2 separate regions of the Homo sapiens genome follow, and region 1 is linked to region 2. The links are chromatin loops, found by intact Hi-C in ENCODE. Cell type or tissue: mammary epithelial cell. All regions are shown on one strand.

Region 1 (5,000 bases), 150 kb before region 2:
CCTGAAGGGTTTGCTAATGCTGGATTTGGAGCCTCAATTAGATGTGCTCTTCCAGGACAATGATACCTTGCCCAGGCAGCCTTGGGTTTGGCTTATCCCAGGCTCTTGCTTCTGGAAGAAGTGGTTATACCTCAGTATAACAGTCCTCTTGGGAAAGCGGCTGTAGACCTGCTGGTCCTTAATTTCTTGGGGCTATGTTTAAATCCAATTATAAATCTGAATGATTATATAATAGAAGATCAAGTTTGGTTTGCTTTTTTCTTACTGGATTCTATTTCAGAACAGCAGTATAGTAGTGAGACTAACAGCATAGATTTGTGGAACCAGATGCTGAGTTTCAAACTTCAGCTCTGCCACTGAGCAACCATCTGAACTTGGGTAATTTACATAACCCTCTTTGGGCTTCAGTCTTCTCATCTGTAAAATAGGGATGATAATGGAACCAACCTCCTACAATTGTCAGGATTAAATCTGTTAATAGTTGGAACAGTATTGACCCGTTGTAAATATTCTCATTGGGCAAATATTATTATTTAGCTGTCTAAACAGTATCAAAAAATGTGATTATTAAAAAAATTTTTAAAAAATATTTTTCTACTTAAGAGGTGATGCCATTTTTATAATTGAAGAATAGTTGGCTGTAGCATGCCATGGAAGGGGATGAGTTGATCCACTGGTCTGCAAAGGACTGGTTGTTACGTTCCTGTAGCAGGTGTCCTGTAGCATTGCTCCCAAATGCCTGGTACCAGGCCAGCTTGCCCAGCTGCAGCAGTGCTGGTTTAACAGCCCACACCTGCACCCTCTCTGAAGGCTGGGCATGGCTGGCAGGAGACACAGCTCCTGAGATGCCTGGGAGGTTACACACTCCCTGCAAATTCTTTGACATTCTTCTCACCAAAAGGCAGATTCCCTCTCCTTGAAGGTGGGCCAGTATTAAAGACTTCAGGATTCTAAGGAAGAGGATGAGGTGGAAGTGGCTGCATGCCTTCTGTTGTAGGTTGAATGTGTCTTCTAAAAAGATATGTTCAAGTCTCAACCCCTGATATCTATGGATGTGATCTTACTTGGAAACGTCTTTGCAGATGTAACCAAGTTTTAACGAGGTCATACTGGATTAAGGTGGGCTTTAATCCAGCGACTCATGTTTTTATATGGAGAAGGAGGGGGAAATTTGTCTTTATATGGAGAAAGACAGGGAGACAGGGTTTCATCATGTCGTCCAGGCTGGTCTTGAACTCCTGGGCTCAAGTGATCCACCTGTCTTTGTCTCCCAAAGTTACAGGTCTGAGCTTTCATGTCTGGCCTGTTGCTAATGTTTAATGGACATTTATGACACATCTAAGCATTAACTCACTCCATCTTCACAACTATTGTTAAAACAGTTATTGTTTTACACATAGAGGCATGCACACACACGGGAATGTCACATGAAGATGGAGGCAGAGATTGCAGGGATGCTTCTACAAGACAGAGTGCCAAGGATTGCTGGCAACACCAGAAGCTGGAAGAAGCAAGGAAGGATTCTCCACTGGAGCTTTGAGAGGGAGTGCAGCTCTGCCAACACCTGGATTTCAGACTTCTGGCCTCCAGCACTGTGAGAGACCAAATTTCTGTTGTTTTAAACCACCCAACTTGTGGTCCTTTGTTACAGCAGTCCTAGGAGACTAATGTACCTTCCAAACTAGATTGTAAGCAACAATACGGCTTCGGCCTGCCTCTCTGTCTCTGTCTGTCCCTCAGGACATGTGCCTTGGAGTCTGAGCCGTGATGTAAGAAGCTCAATGACCGGGAAGCCACCACACTGAGGTAGAGATAGAGACCCCTAAGGAGCCCCAGCTGTTTGAGTCTTCTCAGCCCAGCTACAAGACACATGTGTGAAGAAACTTTCAAGACAGCTAAGCCCTAACTGCCATCTGCCTGTACCCTCATGAAAGACCCTGAGTGAGAACAGCCTGGCGCAGCCCAGCTGAGCCACCCTCAAATTTGTGACCCACAGAGACAGTGACAGATAATAAATGATTACTGTTGTTTAAAATTTTACTTTTTATTTTAATTGTGGTAAAATACACATAACAAGGCTGGGCAAAGTGGTTCACATCTGTAATCCTAGCACTTTGGGAGGCCAAGGTAGGCAGATCTCTTGAGCCCAGGAGTTCGAGACCTGCCTGAGCAACATAGCGAGATCCCTGTCTCTACAAGAAAAAAAAACAAAACAAAACAAACAAAACAAAAAAAAAACATTAGCCAGGCGTGGTGGTGTGTGCCTGTAGTCCCAGCTACTTGGGAGGCTGAGACAGGAGAATTACTTCAGCTCAGGAGTTCAAGGCTATAGTGAGCCATGATTCTGCCACTACACTCCAGCCTGGGTGATAGAACAAGACCCTGTCTCCAAAACAAAAACAAAATAAAAAAATCCCACATAATGGGGAATTTATCATTGTAACCATTTTAAAGTGTACAGTCAAGTAGATAGTGTTAATATATTCACATTGTTGTATAACCAATCAGCTTTTTCATCTTGTAAAACTGAGATTTCATAGCCATTAAACAACTCCCCATTCCCACCTCCCTCCAGTCAAGCATCATTCTACTTTTCATCTCCATGAATTTGACCACTCTACGCAGCTCATATAAGTAGACTCATACCATATTTGCCTTCTTGTGACTGGCTTACTTGACTTAGCATAATGCCTTCCAAGTTCATCCATGTTGTAGCATGTCAGAATTTTCTTCCTTTTTAAGGCTAAATAATATTCCATAGTATGTATATACCACATTTTGATTATCCTTTCACCTGGCAATGGACACCTGCATTGCTTTCACCTTCCGGCTGTTGTGAATAATACTGCTATGAACATCTGTGTACAAGAAGATGACTGTTGTTTTAAGTCATTAGTTCTTGCGGTGATGTGTTAAACTACAAGAGATTATTCCAATCATGCCAAGAGGATGTTGTATACCAGCCAAGCCTTCTTGCCTCCGGGCAGGATAACCTCTGCAATTCATGCTTCATGCTCCAGAGCTCCCCAGAGGATCATACTCAGGCCAGTTCCCTCCTGAAACCACCATCTGCCTGCTCGCTCTCCTGCCTGATCCTGCTTCCCTCACTCTGCTGCAGGTTACCCTGAAGCGCCACCTCCATAGACCACCTGCTCAAAAGTCCCCATCTTAGGCTCTGCCTCCAGGACACTAACTTAAGCCAGGCAATGCCACATGGCCAGGTGGTATGAGTTGTCATGAATGATTGCTGGGATGTTACAGTGATCTCACAGCATTGCCCCCAGCGATGTGATGGTTCTTGGTCATTTAAATACTTAGGTGGGTATCAACTCTGTTGAAGTGTTGAGTAGCAATTGTACTAATAGATACACTGAAGCTAAAAATAGGCTTCTCCTGATGATTGCGCTCTTTTGGAGTTAAACTACCTAACTCTGGAAGTGGTATTAACCCAGAGCAAGTCAGGCAAAAGTTCTCCGGCTGCATTGCAGAACATTTTGCATTTTGCAGTGTGTCTCCACATACATTCTCTTTGTGAGTCCTGCAGTGGTTCAGGGAGGTGTGCAAGGAGTAGTCACCTCATTTGACAGTTGACGAAAGGGGTTCAGAAAGCTTACAAGAATTGACCAAATAAACAATAGAGCTTGAACAAGAAGAGGCATGGTGTTTTGATGCCCCTTCTGGGCTCCCTGCATCTACTCTATCCTCCTCCAATCCACTCCCCATAAAGCAGCCACAGCAATACCTCAAAAACGCAAACCAGACTGTGTCCCTCTTCTTGTGACCTCATGATGGTGTCTTGTTGCACTTGGAATAAAACACAAATTGCTCCTCACAATTGAGGAGGCCCAGCCTCACGTTAGGCAGCTTTCCCCAGGGGCTGGCCCATGAGGCTCTAGCCACGCTGACCTTAAGAGGACAGCAAACAAACACACAGCAAAAGACACACATCAAACTCTTCAGGGTCTCCTGATGTCACCTCTGCCCCAAAACACTCTTCTCTGGCTCTTCAAATTGCTGCCTTCCCCATAGCTTAAATACTGTCTCCTGGTTTTAAAATACACCCGTAAATCTTTGACCCTGCTCTCTTCAAAAGGTGGAGCCTAATTGTCCTCCCCTTGCATGTGTTCTGAACTCAATGACCCACTTGTAATGAATAGAATACTGGAGAAGTGACAATAGGCGACTTCCAAGACTAGGCTATGAAAGGCATTGCCGTCTTCTCCTCATTCTCTTTCTGGGCCATTCACTCCGGGAGCAGCCAGCTGTCACTGTCGTGTCATGAGGACAGTCAAGCAGCCCTAATGAGGGCCAACGTGGTGAGGGACTGGGCCTCTTGCCAACAGCCGAGGAGGAACTGAGGCCTTTAAGAGCCACTGGAGTGAGTGTCATGATGTGATGGGTTTGCAGTGTGTCAGCTTAACTAGGCTGAACTACAGAATCCCCTTATTTGTATGTTTCCAGTTAGGGTTGGCCATGAGGGAGAGTCTCAGTGACTTGGAGTAGGGGGTAGTGGTACTGGGGGCAACAGCAATTTTGTATTGCAAATACATTGTTACTCACCTGCTGACTCACCTTGTTGATGTGATGCAGGAGCTGGGCCAGGTGTGTGTGTTCAGATCTGGAACAAATGCCCAACCTCTGTAGGATGCCCTCACCACAAAGAACATGAGTTTCAGTCTATCCTTGTGGAGCTCTAGCTTGTGCTGGTGGGGTTTCCATTTGCTTGTGGCCTTTCCTTCCTGATTGCTTGCTCTGTGGATTTCAAGGTCTAGCATCAGATGTAGGGAGAGCTTTATACCTGGAAAGAGACTTATAACCATCCCCCCAACTCTGTGATCTATATCGTTGCTACTGGTTCTGCTTGTCTGAGAGAACCCTGTTTGATATAATGAATCACCTTGGAAACAGATCCACTAGCCCCAGTCGAGCCTTTGGATGACTGCAGCTCCAGCCAGGCAACATCTTGACTACAATCTAGTGGGAAACCCCAAGCTGGGACT
Region 2 (5,000 bases):
TTACAGTGGGCTAGGTCTGCGAAGCGGGTGCCCCACGCCCAGCTCCCAGAAGGGAAGCCAGCTCTTCGTTTCTCCACAATTCCCGCATGGCCTGTTTCACTCCTGCCGGATCCCTGTCAGCAGTGGAGTTTGCAGCCCTGCTGTAACAACTTTGAGGGCAGAAAGCATTCCTTACTAATCTTGGTTTGGTGTGATGATTAAAAGCACAGATATTGGGCCCAAACTATTTAGGGTCCTATTTAGTGCTGATGCTCACTAGCGTGTGGGCCTCGGCAAGGTACTTATCCTTTCCTTGATCCGGCTTTCTCTTCTGTAAAATGAGGATAACAACATTGTAGTGCCTACTTGATAGTATTCTTGTGATGATTAAATGAGCTAATACATATAAGGTGCTTAAAACAGTGCCTGGTAGGTAGCTAGCCATCCAATGTCAGCTTCATCTACTAGTTGCAGTAGAGATGATAGAATATTCCTCACAGAACCTAGCATACATAGTAGGTATACAAACACATTTACTAAATGAATGAACAAATTACATATCATTTACAAAGTCCTCACAGAAACTGGGCTAACCCAGATGGCAGCCTGATATAATGGAATGCTCATCAATGTGGCTATCCTGGATCAATCAGTTGAGGGTCAAGAGGACATGATTCGGCTGTTTCAACTTTAACCTATCACAGGCTGGGAGCGGTGGCTCATGCCTGTAACCCCAGCATTTTGGGAGGTGGAGGTGGGTGGATTGCTTGAGCTTAGGAGTTTGAGACCAGCCTGGGCAACATGGCAAAAGCCCTTCTCTACAAAAATAAATAAATAAATAAAATTAGCTGGGTGCGGTGGTGAACCTGTAGTCCCAGCTACTCAGGAGGCTGAGGAGAGAGAACTACTCGAGCGCAGGAGGTTGAGGCTGCAGTGAGCTGTGGTTGCACCACTGCACTCCAGCCTGGGTGACAAAGTGAGACCCTGTTTAAAAAAAAAACTTTAGCCTGTGAAAAGATATCTATATATGTATCCAAGGGAAAACAACAAAACAAAACATCAGGTTGAATGGTGGAGATTGTACGCTAATTATCCAAGTACACAATTCTCAAAGTTCCAATAAGATTGTCTGAATTCCAGTCAAGGTCCTCCAAAACTTCTAACCAGAGGTGTTTGGGGACAATACGGCAGAAGAAAGGGGATGGTGTGGTCATAGCGTGGAAGTGAAGTGCTCCTGCAGAGACGTTCATTATTTCCACTGAGGTTGTATGTTCATTGGAATGGCTAGAGGAGGTTCGTTGATGGAAATTATGGGAGAATCAACTTTTTCTTCCTTGTACAAGACCTCTTCCAGGTACAACTCTCAGTCTACATCAATGACCATATACTAGTTGAAGGGACTAAGCAGTGATGAAGATAATAGCCACATTCCAATGCAGAGAAAACAGACATTCACTTCTAGAAACATCTAACTCTTCGCAATGTCTCTCAAAAAGAAAACGCCATGGAACATAGTTGAGTACTCTTGGCCCTTATCCCTGAACCTATGGTGAGGGATTCTAATTCAAAAGTGATTTGCATCCCTATGGTGGATACCTTATGGATGACGTTTAACTGAGCCTAAACCAGAGGAAAAGTACTCAGTAAAAGAAACTTTATCACCCTCACGAAAGGCCAACAGCTGGAAGATATTTTGTACCTATTCTAATTAAGGTAGATGCTTTGCTTTTCTTCTGGAATTCCTGCAGGAATGACCACGGGGAGAATGATGTCAGTAGATCATCATCTCCAGGCCAAGAGTTGTTCCTTCCAAAAACAAGACCCCAGAACTCCATCTAGAAGGGATCAGCCAAGACTTGGGCACCTTCGCCTGCAGGCCACAGTTCAGTTGTGTTAGAGGAGAGGTAAGCTGTGATGATTTTGAAAGCCGAGATCTGACGTGGCCTTAAATTCATGTGATAACAAGTTTCCAGTCCTGGATTTGGAAGATCTCCAAGGAAACTTCTTTCCAGAGCATCAAACGAAGCCAAGAGAGATTACGACATCTGGGACCAGCACTGAACATTTGAAGGTGATGATTGTTTAGGCAAGTGATTTACTGGTGACCTGCAGGGAAAACAAAGTCAAGCAGAGAAGGGGACTGACGTGGCAGGCAGAAGCAGCCAGTGAAAGCTGGTGGTATGAATCATCAGTGGCCCCGAGCCAAAATAAGTACCTAAGAGTGAAGTAGAAGAGATTGGTGGAGGGGACAGGAGACCTGTGTTCTGGTCCCAACTTGGCCACTTATTTTCTGTGACCTTATATGAGAGGCTTTGCTGTTGAACTTTTTTTGTCTCCCTCTATAGCATAGAAGAGGAAGATTAGGTCTCAACATTCAAATCTCAAAAGCCTTCAGGGACCAGGCTGGAAACATCTATCATGAAGGAGATTGGGTGAGACAATAAAGAGGCAGGGAATGTGGGTGATTGCGGCTAACCAAAAGAGTATCCACTGCTGGGTATGGTAGGTCGCACCTGTAGTCCCAGTTACTTGGGAGACTGAGGTGGGAGGCTTGCTTGAGGCCAGCAGTTCAAGACCAGCCTGGACAACATAGCAAGACCTTGTCTTTAAAAAAGTAAAAAAAATATATATATATTAGCAGGATGTGGTCTCATGTGCCTCGAGTCCCAGCTACTTGGGAGGCTGAAGTCTGGGGGATCGCTTGAGCCCAGGAGTTTGAGGCTGCAGTGAGCTATGATTGTGCCACTGCATTCCAGCCAGGGTGACAGAGCAAGACCCTGTCTCCAGGAAAAAGTAAAAATGTAAAAAAGAGTGTCCACTCCTGGCTAAAATCTTTCAGGTGCATTATTGCTAAAGTGCTGCATGATGAATGTGCCTCTGTTCTGACTTGGCCTGCAGACTGTTATCTTATTCATCCATGGGAACCGAATGATGCCCAGGGCCACATATGGCCCTAAGCTTTTGGGTATCTGTGATCCTAAAATGGGTCCATTTCACTCTTAAATACTAAGGACATGGGGCTGTAGCTTGTTTGGATGAAGAGCATGGGCTCTGCAGTAATGTGGGGTTGAGTCTTCTGCTCTGTCACTAACTAGGGGCCCATGTTCCACTGTTTGTGCTTCCAAAATTCAACAACTTTGAAAACCAAAAGATTTTCTGTAGGTTTACAGTCATTTGGTGGCAAAACTGACCTGAATTATTTAGAAAGATCATTTATACCAGAGGTTGACAATTTTTTTTTCCCGTAAAGGGCCAGATAGTATTTTTGGCACTCAGCTCTACCCTTGCAGCAGGGAAGCAGCCATAAGAAGTGGGCATGGCTGTGTTCCCATAAAACCTGATCTACATAAACAGGTGGGATTTGGCCCACAGGGTGTAGTTTGCTGACTTCTGAAGTATACTATTTAGCACAAACAATTCAGACATTTTGCTATAGAAATATTAATGATTCTGATTATTGGGTGCTGTCCCAGATACCTCTGGGGTTATGGTAGACAGACTAATGGTCCCCAAAGATGTTTGGGTCCTAATCCCTAAAACCTGTGGATGTGTTACCTTACATGGCAATGGGAACTTTGCAGATGTGATTAAATGGAGGACCTTGAAGATGCAGAGGTGATCCTACTTTCTCTGGGTGATCACACCTTCCCCAGTGTAATCACATAGGTCCTTCTAGGAGGGGATGCAGAGTCAGAAACACACAAAGTTCAGATGCACAGGAGACGCTATGACAGTGGCAGAGGTTAGAGAAATGGAAGTTTGAAGATGCTGCGCTCCTGGCTTTGAAGATGGAGGGAGAGGTGTGAGCCAGGGAAAACACGCAGCCTCTAGAACCTGGAGAAGGCGAGGAAACAGATCCTCCCCTAGGGCCTTCAGGAGGAACACAGCCCTGCTCTCCTTGAGTTTAGACCTTCTGACCTTCAGAACTGTAAGACAATAAATCTGTATTAAGTCATTAAGTTTGTGGTAATTTTAACAGTAATAATAGAAACTAACACAGAGGTATAGTGACATATATGGTACATGCACTAAATTTCCTTTCTAAAACCTAAGATTTATGAATATGAAAACTTGTGAGCTGAAAGCTTTGGGTCAGATACTGGCTTGTGGATTTGTAGTGGCATGATCTTGAGCAAGATCATTCAGCTCCTTAAATCTCAGTTTCCCCATCAATACAGTGGGTATACAATCTTATCTTCCCTTATAAAGTCATTGAGGAGAGGATGGTGATGTTCCTTCCAGATTCCCCTTCAAGAAAGATGTGCGCAAACTGCAGTAGGCGCTCTTGGTAGGGAGTCTGCCTTTGGTATCAGCCCAGTAGGGGTTATCTCAGCTGTAGAACACCCTGAGGGGAATCATATCTATGTCAGCTCAGAGTTGAGTATATAGGGCCTGCCATTTCCAAAATGCTGAGAACCAAGAGTCAGAATTTCCAGTTATCAGCAAACACTTCAGTCTAAACTTTAAAAATTGGGGAAGCTTGGTGGGTATTTCAAAATAGTTTGCTAAAGTCGTAGGAAATGCCCAGTCTTCCAGTATTTGGGTGGAGTTGTCCCTCTTGGTGTCCCTATACCCTTCTCACACTTAGTAAATAGTCTCTTTATTAAAATCTCCCCAAGTTCCCCAATTTAAGTCTGTCATTTGCTTCCTGCTGCAACCCCACTAATGTCAGTAACAATGAACTTTATTAAACATTTGCTGTAAGTCCTGCAAGCGCAGTGTCATTTACTCCTCGTGAGAATTCCGTGAAATGAGTGTTACTAGTCCAACTTATGGAAGATGAATCTAAAGCTTAAAGAAATTACAATCACAGAGTTAGAAAATAACAAACGAGGAACTGAATCCCTACTGAATCCCTACTCCAGCTGTTTGAGTGCAAACTCTGATCTTAAGCACTATGCCATGCCACTGTGATGGATCATCAAACCTCCATTTCCGCAAAACTCGGCAGATCACTGAAATATTTTTAGAAACTGTTTTTCCCCCCAGCACCAAATAATGATACAAACAGATTAGTATCT

Evidence for each region. A loop is a pair of places that touch in the nucleus more often than their neighbours do. Peaks named below come from ENCODE experiments on the same cell type or tissue, not always from the same donor. Only the 100,000 strongest peaks of a DNase experiment are listed, where the experiment ranks them.
Region 1: it touches region 2 in a loop (1.8-fold over the local background); 1 of 110 quality-filtered maps calls a loop at or near these places.

The regions. Positions count from the first base shown.
Region 1 is chr3:71,969,223-71,974,222 of GRCh38, forward strand. No RefSeq gene overlaps it. Among named protein-coding and RNA genes, the nearest start is that of LINC00877, 130 kb to the right of the region's middle. RefSeq lists a silencer at 4,861-5,000. In mammary epithelial cell, a CTCF peak has its summit at 3,012; DNase peaks (open chromatin) are centred at 2,959 and 4,629; H3K27me3 peaks cover 533 bases.
Region 2 is chr3:72,122,138-72,127,137 of GRCh38, forward strand. No RefSeq gene overlaps it. Among named protein-coding and RNA genes, the nearest start is that of LINC00877, 24 kb to the left of the region's middle. In mammary epithelial cell, no CTCF peak of the experiment used is centred here; a DNase peak (open chromatin) is centred at 2,034; H3K27ac peaks cover 348 bases.